Regions from separate parts of the Homo sapiens genome. Here all the other regions are linked to region 2. The links are chromatin contacts, found by Hi-C or POLR2A ChIA-PET in ENCODE. All regions are on one chromosome and are shown on one strand. The core of a region is the stretch at or near the end of the contact, and the rest is flanking DNA. Distances in the headings are between cores, read along the strand shown.

What was found. Hi-C counts contacts between places; a loop is a spot of excess contacts on that map. ChIA-PET counts read pairs that join two places held with the same protein, here RNA polymerase II (POLR2A). Pooled maps may share reads with other maps.
Region 1: a loop to region 2 is called in a pooled map, with 2.1 times the contacts of the local background. The contact joins the promoter of CACNB1-AS1 here to the promoter of FBXL20 in region 2. A Hi-C loop is called at or near these places in 3 of 50 pooled maps. POLR2A ChIA-PET finds 5 or more read pairs at or near these places in 2 of 52 experiments (GM12878 and activated naive CD4-positive, alpha-beta T cell).
Region 3: a map of CD8-positive, alpha-beta T cell shows a loop between it and region 2 (6-fold over the local background). The contact joins the enhancer-like site here to the promoter of FBXL20 in region 2. A Hi-C loop is called at or near these places in 1 of 168 maps with a recorded cell type or tissue (CD8-positive, alpha-beta T cell) and 6 of 50 pooled maps. POLR2A ChIA-PET finds 5 or more read pairs at or near these places in 1 of 52 experiments (HEK293).

Annotation. Positions count from the first base shown.
Region 1 is chr17:39,172,316-39,176,857 of GRCh38, reverse strand. CACNB1-AS1 (CACNB1 antisense RNA 1) reads right to left here and starts at 2,229. Exons shown (of 4, transcript XR_934743.3): 1 at 2,141-2,229; 2 at 899-995. It overlaps CACNB1 (calcium voltage-gated channel auxiliary subunit beta 1), which reads left to right. Exons shown (of 14, transcript NM_000723.5): 14 at 1,201-3,405. The coding sequence ends at 1,665. RefSeq lists enhancers at 1-72, 849-1,450.
Region 2 is chr17:39,399,647-39,404,172 of GRCh38, reverse strand. It overlaps FBXL20 (F-box and leucine rich repeat protein 20), which reads left to right and starts at 2,547. Exons shown (of 15, transcript NM_032875.3): 1 at 2,547-2,812. The coding sequence starts at 2,771. RefSeq lists silencers at 1,398-1,562, 1,528-1,917, 2,168-2,247, 2,278-2,477, 2,508-2,937 and 1 more.
Region 3 is chr17:39,616,162-39,620,768 of GRCh38, reverse strand. No RefSeq gene overlaps it. Among named protein-coding and RNA genes, the nearest start is that of PPP1R1B, 8.5 kb to the left of the region's middle. RefSeq lists enhancers at 1,365-1,865, 1,866-2,366, 2,034-2,537 and silencers at 2,599-2,738, 2,819-2,918. Within about 2 kb of position 2,173, at least 14 of the 41 ENCODE cell types and tissues checked have a DNase peak (open chromatin) inside an H3K27ac peak, as active enhancers do.

The DNA of each region.
Region 1 (4,542 bases), core at 980-3,479, 230 kb after region 2:
TCAAGAGGGACCAAGAATGTGGCATCTTCTATGACTTGATGCTGAACCTTCCACCATTCTCCCAGTTAAAGTCCAGGAAAGGACCTCCCATGGGAGACCCATCCTGCCTTGCCCTCCTCCCATGGGAGCCACAGCCCACCTCTTGATGGCACACCATTAAGTATAAGGTCTTAAGAGCCAGAAGAAACCCATGAAATCATTCTAGACTGTAGCTTTCAAATTTGTTTTCAGCAACAGAGCCCATTTGTTCAATGAATCTTACGTGGAAGCTGAGGATGTTAGATAATGCATCCTTGCTCTGCCCTGAGGGAGCCAGGGGAATGGCCTCCCCTCCACCTCCATGGGGACCCCTGAAGCACTTCTGTGCCCTTCCCACCCAATGCCACCCCAGATCTCTAGGTAACAGTTTGGAAACTGCTACTCAGGTCTAACCCCCATCACATTACAACCAAGAAATGAGGCCACAGAGAGGGGAACTGTTTGCTTAGGGTCACACAGCTTGACATGGCAGGGGAGGGACTGGAACCCCTCTTGTGCCCCACCTCCACGTGACATTTGATGATAAGGACACTGGGCCACCTCTTCATCTTCAGTAGGAGGGGGAGACCCAGCAGCCTTCCCCAGCTTGCTGCTTTGAGTGCTTGTTGGGGGCAAGGGAGGAATCCCATCAGCCTTGGAGATGGTGTCATCCGACTAGGGAATGGTGGGAGAAGCATGGGGTTCTGGAAGCCTGAGATTGGGGTTTGGTGTGGGTCGAAGAAGCCAGGGTCAGCAGGTTTGAGCTGAAATCCCGTTAATATATTTGGAAAACCAAAGGCAATGACTAACCGAATCAACCGCTAATGAGTGGCAATACTGAGCTGTTAATGACAGTTAGCCCCAAGATAGCATTAATGACCTGCACTGAGGAAGCGGTGACTCATGGCTCACGGCTGTTGGCCATAGTTGCCCTGAGAGTTCATATGTCCTCACATCTGTTGAAGGTCGGGTGCCCCCTGTCCCGAGAGAGGAGCAAATGCCCTGAGGTCTGTCCTCTGGCTGGGCTCCAGAGCCGTTTGTCCCCGGGGCCCCTCCTCTAGAGCCAGCACCCTCTTCATCCAGGCCGGACCTCTTAATGCTGTCACTAACTTGCCTTGCTTTGTTGTGTTTTTCTCACCCCTGCCTGATCTGCATGGTGTGTGCTGTCCGTCTGCTAACCAGGGACCCTACCTTGCTTCCGGGGACCAGCCACTGGAACGGGCCACCGGGGAGCACGCCAGCATGCACGAGTACCCAGGGGAGCTGGGCCAGCCCCCAGGCCTTTACCCCAGCAGCCACCCACCAGGCCGGGCAGGCACGCTACGGGCACTGTCCCGCCAAGACACTTTTGATGCCGACACCCCCGGCAGCCGAAACTCTGCCTACACGGAGCTGGGAGACTCATGTGTGGACATGGAGACTGACCCCTCAGAGGGGCCAGGGCTTGGAGACCCTGCAGGGGGCGGCACGCCCCCAGCCCGACAGGGATCCTGGGAGGACGAGGAAGAAGACTATGAGGAAGAGCTGACCGACAACCGGAACCGGGGCCGGAATAAGGCCCGCTACTGCGCTGAGGGTGGGGGTCCAGTTTTGGGGCGCAACAAGAATGAGCTGGAGGGCTGGGGACGAGGCGTCTACATTCGCTGAGAGGCAGGGGCCACACGGCGGGAGGAAGGGCTCTGAGCCCAGGGGAGGGGAGGGAGCGAGGGGCTCACACCTGACATGTATTCGCCTCCAGGGGGCGCTGTCTCCCTCCTTTCAGATGCCTTTGCTCAAAGCTTGGGGTTTCTTTGGTGTTACCATCCCAGCTCCCGGGAGGCCCTTAAGCCCCAGCTGTCGGTTTTTACCTGCCTGTTGTGGATGGATGGGGGATACCCACCTTTCTGAAGTGTCCCCTTTCTCCCATCTTAAGGGGCTCTCCTCCCTCACCCTCCTAGAGAAAAGGTGCACTTCCTTAACTCTTTCTACTCGGGGCCCTAAGTGACGGTCCTAAGTGGGATGGCTCTCCTTCTCCCAAGCTGCAGTACTGGGGAAGGGCTGGGCGCTTTTCCTGGAAAGGGAGGCCACAGATTCTTTCCCATGGGGGCTCTCTTCCCCAGACCCCAGATCCAAGGTCCCTCACCCTGCCTGCCCCTTCCTCCCAGCTTCCTGGCAGCATCGTCTGGTCGGTGAAAGCCATAGCATGGACACCCCATGGGGAGCTTGTCTTGGGGAGGGTTCTGGGTGGAAGCTGGCAGGCATACAGCACCCTCTACCCTCCGTGGCCATGGCAACGTCCAGGGCCCAGAACCCTGAGGAGTGAGCGGCCGAGACGCTGCTCCCCACCCCCCACCTCCATGCCTCAGCCTTTGCCTACCCCAGGAATGAGCTTGGCCTCCAACATCCCTTGCCTGCTGCCATTAGTAGAGGGGGCCCCTCTGCATCTGAGCCCCCCATCCCTGTGCCACCTGGGTGTGGAGCCCATGGAACACTCTGGTCCGCCTCATTTTAAACCAAAAAACTGCTCCTTCACCCTCACCCTGAGGCCCCAGGGGAGAGGACCCGTGGGATGGTGCCCAGGGGTTGCCTTGGGACCTCGGATCTCCTCTGGGGGGCTTGGCTGCTGCTGTTGCTGCTCTGTATTTGCCTCTCGTGATTCTGTTTGTTACCCATGTTCACTTCCCCCAGGAGAGGCCTTGGTACCCCCTCTCCCCTGGGGCATCCCTTTGCCTTGGCATCCCTGTAGCCCAGCAACCCTGCCCCTCCCCAGCATCCCAGCTGGGCCAGAGAGAGCCGAGTGTGCCAACAAGGACTGGGGCCTGCCCGGCTGCCCGCCTCAGGGATGGGCACCTCATGCCTGTCTCGCCACCTCCTGTGCCAATGTCCCACCCTCCACCTGGGGGTGGGGTGCAGCTTCCACTTACTGATTAGAAGACACCACTGCCCTCCCTTCCCCCCTCCCTGTCTGGTGTCCTGTGCCCCCATCTGTCTGTCTATATTTGTCTGTACTCCCCTAGGAGAAGTATTTTGCCATATATAAAACCACTGTCCTGTCCTTTGTGGCTGCCTCCCAAGCCTGCTTCTTTGTCCTCGCCACATAGTCGTCAGCGTAGGCACCTGGGAGCTGCTGATATGCACGGGGAGTTGAAAGGGTGGGTGCCTGAAGATGTTGTGCCCTGAGTCATTGACTCAAAAGAAAAGATGATCCTTTGATTTTGGCCCTCTGATGTATTGTGCCCAAGCCAGGAGCTGCTTGGGCAGTCCCAGCTCCACACTGGCCCTGAGCCCCTTCACTTACCTGTCTCTCCACAAGTAGAGCCAAAGGCAATGGGAAGCTCAATGTTGCTCAGTGGGTGAGATCCAGACCCACTGGTGCAATGTCTTAAATACACATGACTGTTTTTCTGCTCTTGTGGCATCACTGTGCCCCAACACCTCAGGAGAGGGAGGGGCTGAGCTTCTGGCTCCACTAATGCCCCCCTCGTTCCTGCTAACCAGCTTTGGGGACAGGGAGGCAGACTACTTGTGGGGGCAGGTCAGAGAAAATCAGGGATTCTGCCAGTCCCAGACTGAAAGTCAGCAGGTGAGTGTACCCATTCCTCCCATCCCCAGCTGGCAGGATGTGGACTTCTGACAGTTACTGCAACCACCTGTGTCCTGCCTCACACAGTACCCTCAAACTATTTCCCCTCCCTCCTGGTTCTTTTTCTTTTTTTTTTTTTGAGATGGAGTTTTGCTCTTGTCGCCCAGGCTGAAGAGTGCAGTGGCGCGATCTCGGTTCACTGCAACCTCCGCCTCCCAGGTTCAAGTGATTCTCCTGCCTCAGCCTCCCGAGTAGCTGGGACTACAGGCACCTGCCACCACGCCTGGCCAATTTTTGTATTTTTAGTTGAGACAGGGTTTCACCATGTTGGCCAGGCTCCTGATCTCAGGTGATCCACCCACCTTGGCCTCCCAAAGTGCTGGGATTACAGGCATGAACCACTGTGCCCACCCTGGTTCTTGTTTTTTGTGCTGGTCGCCGTGGAGGACTAAAATTCCTGAGTCCGCTACCTGAGTGCTGAGGCCCAACATGAGTGAGTGTGTGTGTGTGTGTGTGTGTGTGTGTGTGTGTGTGTGTGTAGGGCAAAAGACATCCCCCAAGACCCTACAGATGAGGAGTTAGTGGATCAAAGGAAAGGGAAACTGGGCAGGCCCAGAGGTCAAGTGGCTGACCCCAGTTCCCTGGGGGAGCCAATGGCAAAGTTGATGAGAGCCTAGTCTCTGCCTCCCAGCATAGTGCATTTCCCACTGCCTTCCTACAGAATCATTCATTCCTGTGTTTCTTCCTTGAACAAATGTTTATTGAGCACCTCCTATGTACCAGGCACAAGTCTACGTAGGGGCCATAGATTATTTCAGCACAGCATAATGTGCTCTCTGCTGTGGGAGCACTGGGTACTGTGGGAGCATTGGGTACTGTGGGAACCTGAAAGAGGGGTTAGTCCCATAACCTGGGGAGGTCAGCTGAGGCTTCCTGGCAGAGGTGAGGCTTGAGTAGAATCT
Region 2 (4,526 bases), core at 1,298-3,797:
GAAATGGGTCAACTGGTAACTGACGGAGCTGTGAAACTTGTCTTCATTCTATTACTCTGTAGGCCAGTTTTTCTACCCTTTGCCATTTTTTTTTTTTTCGAGATGGAGTCTCGCTGTGTCGCCCAGGCTGGAGTGCAGTGGCACAATCTTGGCTCACTACAACCTCCGCCTCCCGGGTTCAAGCAATTCTGCCTCAGCCTCCCGAGTAGCTGGGATTAGAGGCGCCCACCACCACGCCCAGCTAATTTTTGTATTTTTAGCAGAGACGGGGTTTCACCATGTTGGCCAGGATGGTCTCAATCTCCTGACCTTATGATCCGCCCGCCTTGGCCTCCCAAAGTGCTGGGATTACAGGCGTGAGCCACCGCGCCCGGCCATCCCTTTGCCATTGTTACTCACCAAATGCATCAGTTTTTGCTGGGAGAAAACAGCTCTTAGATGAGACAGAATGAAAAGGCTTTTTTATTCCACTGGCTGAAGTCAAGCAAAAACATTAAAAGTACCTGGGACAGGAGGAGAAGACAGACCTGGGTTTGTGGGCCTGAGAATGAGTTTCTGAAGCTAGGTCCCTGGTTTTAGGAAGCCCCCTCTAGGATTAAAAAAAGCCGGGGGGTGGCGCGCTGGTCGTGGTGGCTCACATGAGGCCTGTAATCTCAGCACTGGGAGGAGGCTGGAGGATCACTTGGGCCCAGGAATTGCAGACTAGTCTGGGCAACATAGGGAGACCCCGTCTCTACAAAAGAAAAAAGATCCCAGCACTCTGGGAGGCCGAGGCGGGCGGATCACTTGTAGTCAGGTGTTCCTGACCAGCCTGGCCAACATGGCGAAACCTCGTCTCTACTTAGCCAGGTGCGGCGCGGCGCGCCTGTAATCCCAGCTACTTGGGAGGCTTGAACCCGGGAGGCAGAGGTTGCAGTAAACCGAGATCGTGCCACTGCACTCCAGCCTAAGCGACAGAGTTGAACCTCTGTCTCAAAAAAAAAAAAAAAAAAAAAAAGAAAAAGTTTGTACAGTGCTTTAAGAGTTGGGTAATATGTCCTCCAGCTAAAATATACCTGTTCTTAAAGATCTGCCGCACTTGTTGCTCTTGTTAATTTCTTAGACGCATAACAAGTCAGTCGCTAAAACCACTAATTAAAAGGGGTGTGAGGAAGACCAACTCATAACTGCTTTGGAAGCATACAATTAGCAGTGCTGCTGCTCCTGCCAGGTGTGCTGGAATTTATTATACAGTTTCTAATAGTTCACTCTTAGGACATAATTTTGTAGTTTGTTGCTCATAGAAGGGGCAACAAAACTACAAAATCCTGTGTTATTCCTTCGTGGAAATTCGGTCATAAATTCTGAGACCTTGAAGGCCAGAGTTGTTAAAACATAATATAATATGATGACACAGATCAGCTTCTATACAAGGAGCCCGGGAGTCTGATGAAGTGTTTCCATCGGGAAAACGCCCCCGCCTACTCGCTCACACACGCTTGTTTCTCCCGCCAAAGTGACGTCAGGCCGAAGCTCTCACCAAACAGCGCCCTGATTGGCGGACAGGCAGGCGCTGCAGCCCATTGGGCGCCGGCGGCGGCCGAGCAAGGAAAACCAAAGGCTCTTCGGTCTCGCCCGCCCCACCCCCACGGACGCGCGCCCCGACCCCGGCCAAAGGAAGGGTTGCCCGGCTCCAGCCCTGCACCCCCGACCCCCGGCCTCAGGTGCAGCTCCGCAGCCATCCCCGGACCAGGGCGGGCACTTGGCCTGTTGCTCAGCGCAACCACCCTCGCCCTCCCGAGCCATGCACAGGGAGACAAGCGTCCGGCCCCGGCCCCCCAGGCCTCCCTGCAGCACCCCGTAATGTAATGCACTGGGGCGGGGGAGGCGGGGGAGGCGGCGGCGGCGGCAACCGCGGAGGCGCGGCGGCAGCCGCACTGCCCCAATCTAGACACATCCAGAAGAGGAGGAAAATGGCTCCGAGCAGGGACCGCCTGCTGCACTTTGGGTTCAAGGCGACAGTGAGTGACAGGGGAAGGGAGCTGGGTGGCCGGGAAGGATGCGGGTGCCTTACAGGATCCTGGGGAACAAGTGACGAGGGGCGACGGGCGCGGGCAGAGGCTGAGGTTCTGTGCAGGCAGGTGCGTGCCTGTTTGCCCGCGGAGGGAGGAGAGGGGGACACGGGGCAGAAGAGGGGCCCCCGCGCAGAGTGCGGTACTGCTCTACTCTCCCTCGCTGGTCCGCGAGCACGCGCGCACTCGCATCCGCCCCACAGACCCCCTTTTCCACACGCACAGGCACTTCCCTGCCTCGCCTTCTCCCGATGGGCTCGTCTGCCTCGGAGGCGCAGGGGGTCGTGCCGCCGCCGCGCACCGGCTGCTCCCGGGAGCGCCGTCAGGGCCGGCCCCGTGTGGGGGAGGGGTGGTCTCGCGCCGCCGCCGCCGCGCTCCTCCCCTCCCGCCCCTCCCCCTCCCGGGCGCTCCGAGGCCCGGGCGGCTCTGTCCAATGAGCAGCGGCGTTGCTGGCAGGTGGGGAGTGTTTTTGTTTTGGGTTGAAGTTGAGGCTGAGGAGAGAGCCGAGCTAGCGACGAGCAGTCGTTGCGGCCGCCGGCGCCGCGGGAGGTGGTGGAGGCCTAGCCGGAGCCGAGAGGTCTCTTGTTCCCGTCCCACGGTCCCGGCGTCACCCCTCCGGCGCCCAGTCCCCGTCCCGGAACTCCCGGGCCTGTCCTGGGCCCCCGGTCTGTGCACTCCGCTCGCCGCAGCGCCCGGCCCGGGCCGCACCCGCCGGCCCCATGAGGAGGGACGTGAACGGAGTGACCAAGAGCAGGTTTGAGGTGTGAGCTTGGGGGGCTCGGGCGGCGTGAGGAGGGCGGGTCGCGCGCTCTAATCCCAAAACGTCCGCTCCGCACGGAGCCTCCTCCCTGGCAGGCGCCGTCACCCACCCACTGGCGGGGCTGCCAGACTCCGCTCCCCTTTCTTGCGACCCAGAAGCCCAGCGCAGCCCGGTGCCCCCAGTCCCCTCGCCGGTTCGCCCCCCGTCTCTTCCCACCAGCGGGCCCCCGCGGGGGATTAGCTCGGGCGCCCTAATTCCACCCTCCTCCAGGATCGCTCAGCTTTCCATTCTTTACACAACCCTTGGCTTGCCTCCTTCCACCCAGCCATCACGGCTCCGGTCCACCAGAGCCTGCTGCTTTTCTCGCTGCTACCTTCATGACGCGTTTGTTGTCTGTTGAGGGAGGAAATTAGGGGATGGGTACCATTTCTCCGAGTTTGAGACCTTGGTGAAACTAGGGAAGTGGGGACGGTAGTTTGGGATGATAGAGGCTACCACGGGTTTTCGGTGCTGTGTTTGGTTTGGGTATTGTTCTGATACTTCCTCTGCTTTCCCGTTTAGTCTGTACTTCTGTAGCTCATTGTTCCTTGGGAACCCTTGGATGTCTACATGCTTTGAGATTGGGACGAAAGTTCAGCAAATCCATTCCGGTCTGTCTTTCAGGAACTTTTTCTCCTCTAGCGAGGGAGGTTTACTGTCCTGGAATTGAGGAGTGGACGGTCTTGAAAGCGTCTTTAGAGAGTAGTCATCTTGCAAGGAAGAGATTCCTTTGGGAAGTGAAATATTGTAACTACTGATGAATTACAGTAGTATAACAATATACTGGAAGGTTCCTTGAGGGTCAAGAGAAAGAAACTTCTACAGGAAGAGTAAATGTCACCTGGTCTTTTCTGGCAGAGAACCAGGCTGACCTGGGATCACTCACAGCTCAGTGGACAATCTCACTCGGTGTTTTTCTTCATCTCCATTTGAGAGATGAAATTGTAAGACGGCGAGACAAAAGTTTAAGAAACTCGACAACTAGGTTCAGGGTGTGAAAACTTTTAAGGGTTGTCAGTTTAATCTATTCTTTGATTTCTTATTATGCGAACTGGGAAATAATTTGAATTGATCCACGAAGATCAAGATAGGAAGTGTTTTGGGTGCAGTTTAAGTTCAGAGCTTCAGTGTTACTGTTGCACTTCAGGAGTGGAGAAAATCAAAGAATTGGCCTTCTTAGAGTTTTAGTATTTAACTTGATCACTAGAAGAAAATGTTATGGAATATATTATTTGGTGTTTAATAGGACATTGGATGGCCCTAATGTACAGAGCCCCAATAAAGTTAATTTATGATGGTTTCGTATTCAGTAGTACCGTAAAAACCCAGAATGTCACTAAAATTGCTGAATAGACGTTCAGCAGTTAACAGGAATCTTGAAAGGCAGTTCCAGATACTGAAGATTTGAGTCGGGGACAGTCTTTTGCCTGTGGAATTAGCTCTTTATCAGTTTGCTGTTCATTTTAGATTGAATAATTTTTGGAAAGTATTCTCTTGTATGTGGTGTAAAATTACATTGCTATTTTGTATTTTTATAATTATCTTATACTTTAATTTACAATCTCTGTAGGGGTGGCATACTATAATAAAGTAATAAGGAAATTTGTTGCTGTATTAAGAGGTTTCTTTTTAACTTGTAGCTGATGTAGCTGGCAACGAAATCTTTCTAAATATGA
Region 3 (4,607 bases), core at 924-3,423, 220 kb before region 2:
TTGCTTAGTATTATCTTCTCATCCCCCTGCTGGAGACCGAAGCTCCTGGAAAACCCAAATAGGAAACCCAAATAGCAATTCTTGAGGTGGGGGTGCCCAAGACATTTCCAGGGGCAATGGGTGGGGGGCAGGTAGGAATGCAGGGACAAATTTTTTTTTCTTTTTTTTTGAGATGGAGTCTTGCTCTTGTCGCCCAAGCTGGAGTGCAGTGGCAGTGATCTTGGCTCACCGCAACCTCCGCCTCCCAGGTTCAAGCAATTCTCCTGACTCAGCCTTCCAAGTAGCTGAGATTACAGATGCCCGCCACCACACCCGGCTAATTTTTGTATTTTTAGTAGACACAGGGTTTCACCATGTTGGCCAGGCTGGTCTCGAACTCCTGACCTCAAGTGATCTGCCCGCCTTGGCCTCCCAAAATGCTGGGATTACAGGTGGGAGCCACCGCGTCCGGCCTATCAGGGACAAAATTTTTAAAACCCAGCCAGGATTCCTGAGTTCTGTGGTCCTCACAAGGCTTTATCATTCTGGGCCCTTCTGTTCTCCCCCACCCCTCCACCCCCATCCCCACCCATCTCCCACTACACAGCCAAGGCCCTTCCTTGGCCTGTCTGGGAAAGGAAGAAAAGGCTCCATCCCACCCCAGCCCCTGGAGCTCCCACCTTTCAAGAAGCAAGTTCTCTCTACCATCTAACTGAAAGCCCTTCCATTTCTCTAGTCATCAGGGGCTACCACAACGCCCTCTTGCTCTTCCAGGAGGCAGAGATCCCAGCAGGGGCAGAGATGGGGAGGGATCAGAGGGCCTGGAGGACTCTGTTGGACTCTGCCCTCACACAAGCCAGGTGTGAGCCTGGCCTTGCTACATCTTCCCTGTGTGTTCCAGAGCAGCTTAGTCAACCTCTCTGAGCCTTGTGTTCCACATGGAGATAATTCCAGAACCTACCTTCTGGGTTGTTGCAAGGTTTGGATGGGATACTGCCCATGAAGTTCTTAGCAAAGGATGTGGTTCAGAGCAGGAGCTGCAGAAATGGTGGTGGGGAGAGGTGGTGTGCTGGAAAGAACCCACACACAGCTGGACTGTCTGGGTTCAAACTCCACTCCACTACTCACAGCTGGGTGACCTTGAGCAGGTTGCTTAACCTTCGTGTGCCCCTGTTTCTCCATCCTTAAAACGGAGACTGTAACAGAACTTGTGTCACTGGGGGGTCGTGAGGCACCTAGAGCTTGCTGAACAGTTCTCCAGCTAAATAAATGTTTGCCGAGTTAATAGTCTTGTTAGTTGCTGTCATTATCATCGGCCCCCACTAGAGCACTGACCCTCCTTAGGCTGTGCCTTATCCAGGGGCTTGTTGATGGCAGAAGGTTGGAGGCTGAGCAGAACCAGACTAGAGACCCTGGCACGGGGAATACCGGCTCAGGACAGGCCCACAGTCCCCACCTCCTTAAGGTGCCCACCTCTGGCATCCTCCTACGCCCTGGCATGAGCACAACTGGTTCTGTCTGCCTCCCCCAGTCAATGGCCCTGCAAAGCAGCCAGCCCCCTCCCTGTGCCCGGGTCCTGACTACCTCCTGGAAATAAAGCAGGGTCCCCAGGGCCCACTCAAGCCCAGGACTACTCTGCCAGGGTGCCAGCTGGTGCCCATGGGGGCGGGGCAGCGGTTTGATCGTGTGGAAGGGGAAAGCTGGAGGCACCCCCAACCTTGTGGCGCCCACCAGATATAAGAAAAGGCTGGGGCCAACCAGAACATCCTTCTAGCTTCCTTCCCCTTGGGAGAAGAGGGGTGGGAGCTAAGATTTGCCTGTCCTGTGCCTCAGTTTACTCAGCCATCCAGGAGATGGAGTCTTCATTCCTGTCTCCCAGGCTACCTGGGGCCCCAAAGCCTTGGCATTGGCCTCTCACATCTCCTAGACCTCTTTCCTTTCTTAAAGAATCCTAGTTCAGCTCCTGGTCCCCGCCCAGGTTCTCTCCTTAGAAGCCACTAAGGAGGACACTGAGCCCCAGAGGGGGAGGCAGAAGCCACCGCACGCCGGAGACGGCCCCTGCAGAATGTGAGGCCGCATCTCCAACTCCTTCTAGGGTGCCAGTCCCCGCCGGGGTCAACGGCGATCCCCACCGCTGCCCCTTCCCGCCGCCACTGGCCCTTTAAGAGCCTCTCCGCGCGCTGCCGTCCCGGATCAGCCAGAGAGACCATTAAAATTTTATGCAGAATGAAAATGGGCCAGGTCTCCAGCTTCCTCGCTCCCATCCAATGATTTATTACTCGCAAATACCACAGAACTAATTAGTATAGTAATTAATTAATACGCATTTGCATATTTGCATGTGCAATTAGTGCAGTGGAGTGATTACTGGGAGAATGAGGGGCCCCGATTGTCAGATGTGAGGGGGAAGTGGCCTGGAAAAGAGTTAGTGGGAATGAACTTTGTAGGGAGCGAGATGGCGGGGAGGGAGGGGCAAGCGCGGGCGAGGCGGGGGGCACCGGGGCACCTCGCTGGGGCACAGGGCGGCCCCGCCCGGGAGCATGGGGCAGGACTCCCCTGCGGGCCCAGGACGCAGGTCGGGGGCCGAGACCCCGGAGCCCCCGCCCCGCCCGGCGCGCGGCCCCGCCCCGCCCCCGCCGCGTGGCATGGCTCCAAGCGCGCGCCTGATTGTTATGCATTGTGTTTCTTGTAGCGAACGGAGCCGGGCGGAATGGGGCTGGCACAAGCTGTTTCCCTGCCACGCGGCGGTGGCACCTTAAAGGGGCAGCGTCCCCTTCCCGCCGCCGCGGCCGGCCCGCCCGGCCCCCGCCGACCCCACCTCCGAGCCGGGGCGACCCGCTCCCCCAAGCCCGGCTCCCCCAAGCGGGAGGCCGCGGGGAGGCCGCCCCGGGAGGGCGCGCGGTCCCATGGGGCGCGGGGCACGTGCCGAGGGAGCCCGGCGGGCAGGAAGTCAGGGCTGCGAGCCGGGATTGGGCGGCTGGGGCGCGCCGGGCGCCGTGCCAGGCGCGGGGCGGGGGTGGCGAGGAGAGAACCGGGAGCAAGCCAGGAGAAGGACAAGGAGGAGAAGGAGCGAGTGGCGGGGGCTCACCGGGCGCCAGGTGCTTGCTCCTAGGACGCCGCTGCTCCTCCTTGCAAAGATTTTGTGAGGCAGGGCTTCTTATTCCCATTTTACAGACAGGAGGGCAGACGGGGGCGGGGGCTGCAGGTAGCTGGTGAGCAAGTGGTGAAGCTGGGGCTCCTGAAGCTGGTCTGTCCATCCCCAAATGTTCAACGCGGTGCCAAGGGCCAGAGGCTGGAGCGCCATCAGGGGACATCAGGGAGGACTTCCTGGTGGAGGCAGCACCTCACTGAGTCTGCAAGGGCTAGGAGGGAGTCTTCTGAAGAAGCTGAGGAAAGTGGTATATACAGGGTGGAAAAACTCCATGGTTAATGTGACTGCTCCCTCTCTGTGTTTAGAAGCAGCCTCCACCCACCTACCCACCCATGAGCAGAACTTGATAGATCCAGGCCAGGGCATCATGGCTCCTGTGACTTGGGGACCTGGCCAGAGGCCAGTTGCCAGAGGGCAAACCCTGGGCACAAGTCCTTCCCAGGGCACCCTCCTTTCCCTCTCCATTGCGGGGTCTGCTGGTCCTACGGTGTGGAGACCACAGCGGTTTCAGAGAAAGGGACACACTTTATAATAGTAAGAGCATGAGCCCTGGAGTCAAGTCAAACTTGGTTCAAATCCCAGCTCTGCCACTTTCTAGCTATGTGACCTTGACACATCAGCCTTGACGGCAACCTCTCTGTGCTTCAGCATCCTGGTCTTTAAGTGGTGGTACTAGGAATCCCTCCCACAGATGTCTTGTCAAGAATAAAATGATTCCTGTGAAGGCCAGTGCCTGGCACAGATAGCACTCACCATTGTCATTATTACATTAATAAGTATGTTATCACACAGAGTGCTGAGGCTCTGGGAATGAGAGGACCCCAAAGTGGCAACAGAGTCCTGGTTTCCAGTCCCAGCTCTGCCACTCACTTATTGTGTGACACAAGGCAGGTTGCTTCCCCTCTCTGTGGCTTCTTCATCTGTAAAATGGGGAGTGAGCCCATGAGACCCTACCTCTCTAGACTATTCCCTTCCCTCCCTGTGGACCCCAATTAAAAAGTCAGGCAGGGCACAGTGGTGTGGGCCTGTAGTCCCAGCTACTTGGGAGGCTCAGGTGGGAGGATTGCTTGAAGCCAGGTATTTGAGTCCAGTCTGGGCAACATAGCAAGACTCTTGTCTCTAAAAAAAACAAAAAACGGCTGGGCATGGTGGCTCACACCTGTAATCCCAGCACTTTGGGAGGCCAAAGTGGGTGGATCGCTTGAGGTCAGGAGTTTGAGACCTGCCTAGCCAAATGGTGAAACCCCATCTCTACTAAAATACAAAAATTAGCTGGGCGTGGTGGCGTGCGCCTGTAGTTCTAGCTACTCTGGAGGCTGAGGCTGGAGAATTGCTTGAGCCGGGAGGCAGAGGTTGCAGTGAGCTGGGATGGCGCCACTGCACTCCAGCCTGGGCGACAGAGCAAGACTCCGTCTCAAAAAAAAGAAAGAAAGAAAGAAAGAAAGAATCTCCACCCTTCATGCCAGGCAGTCCTTCC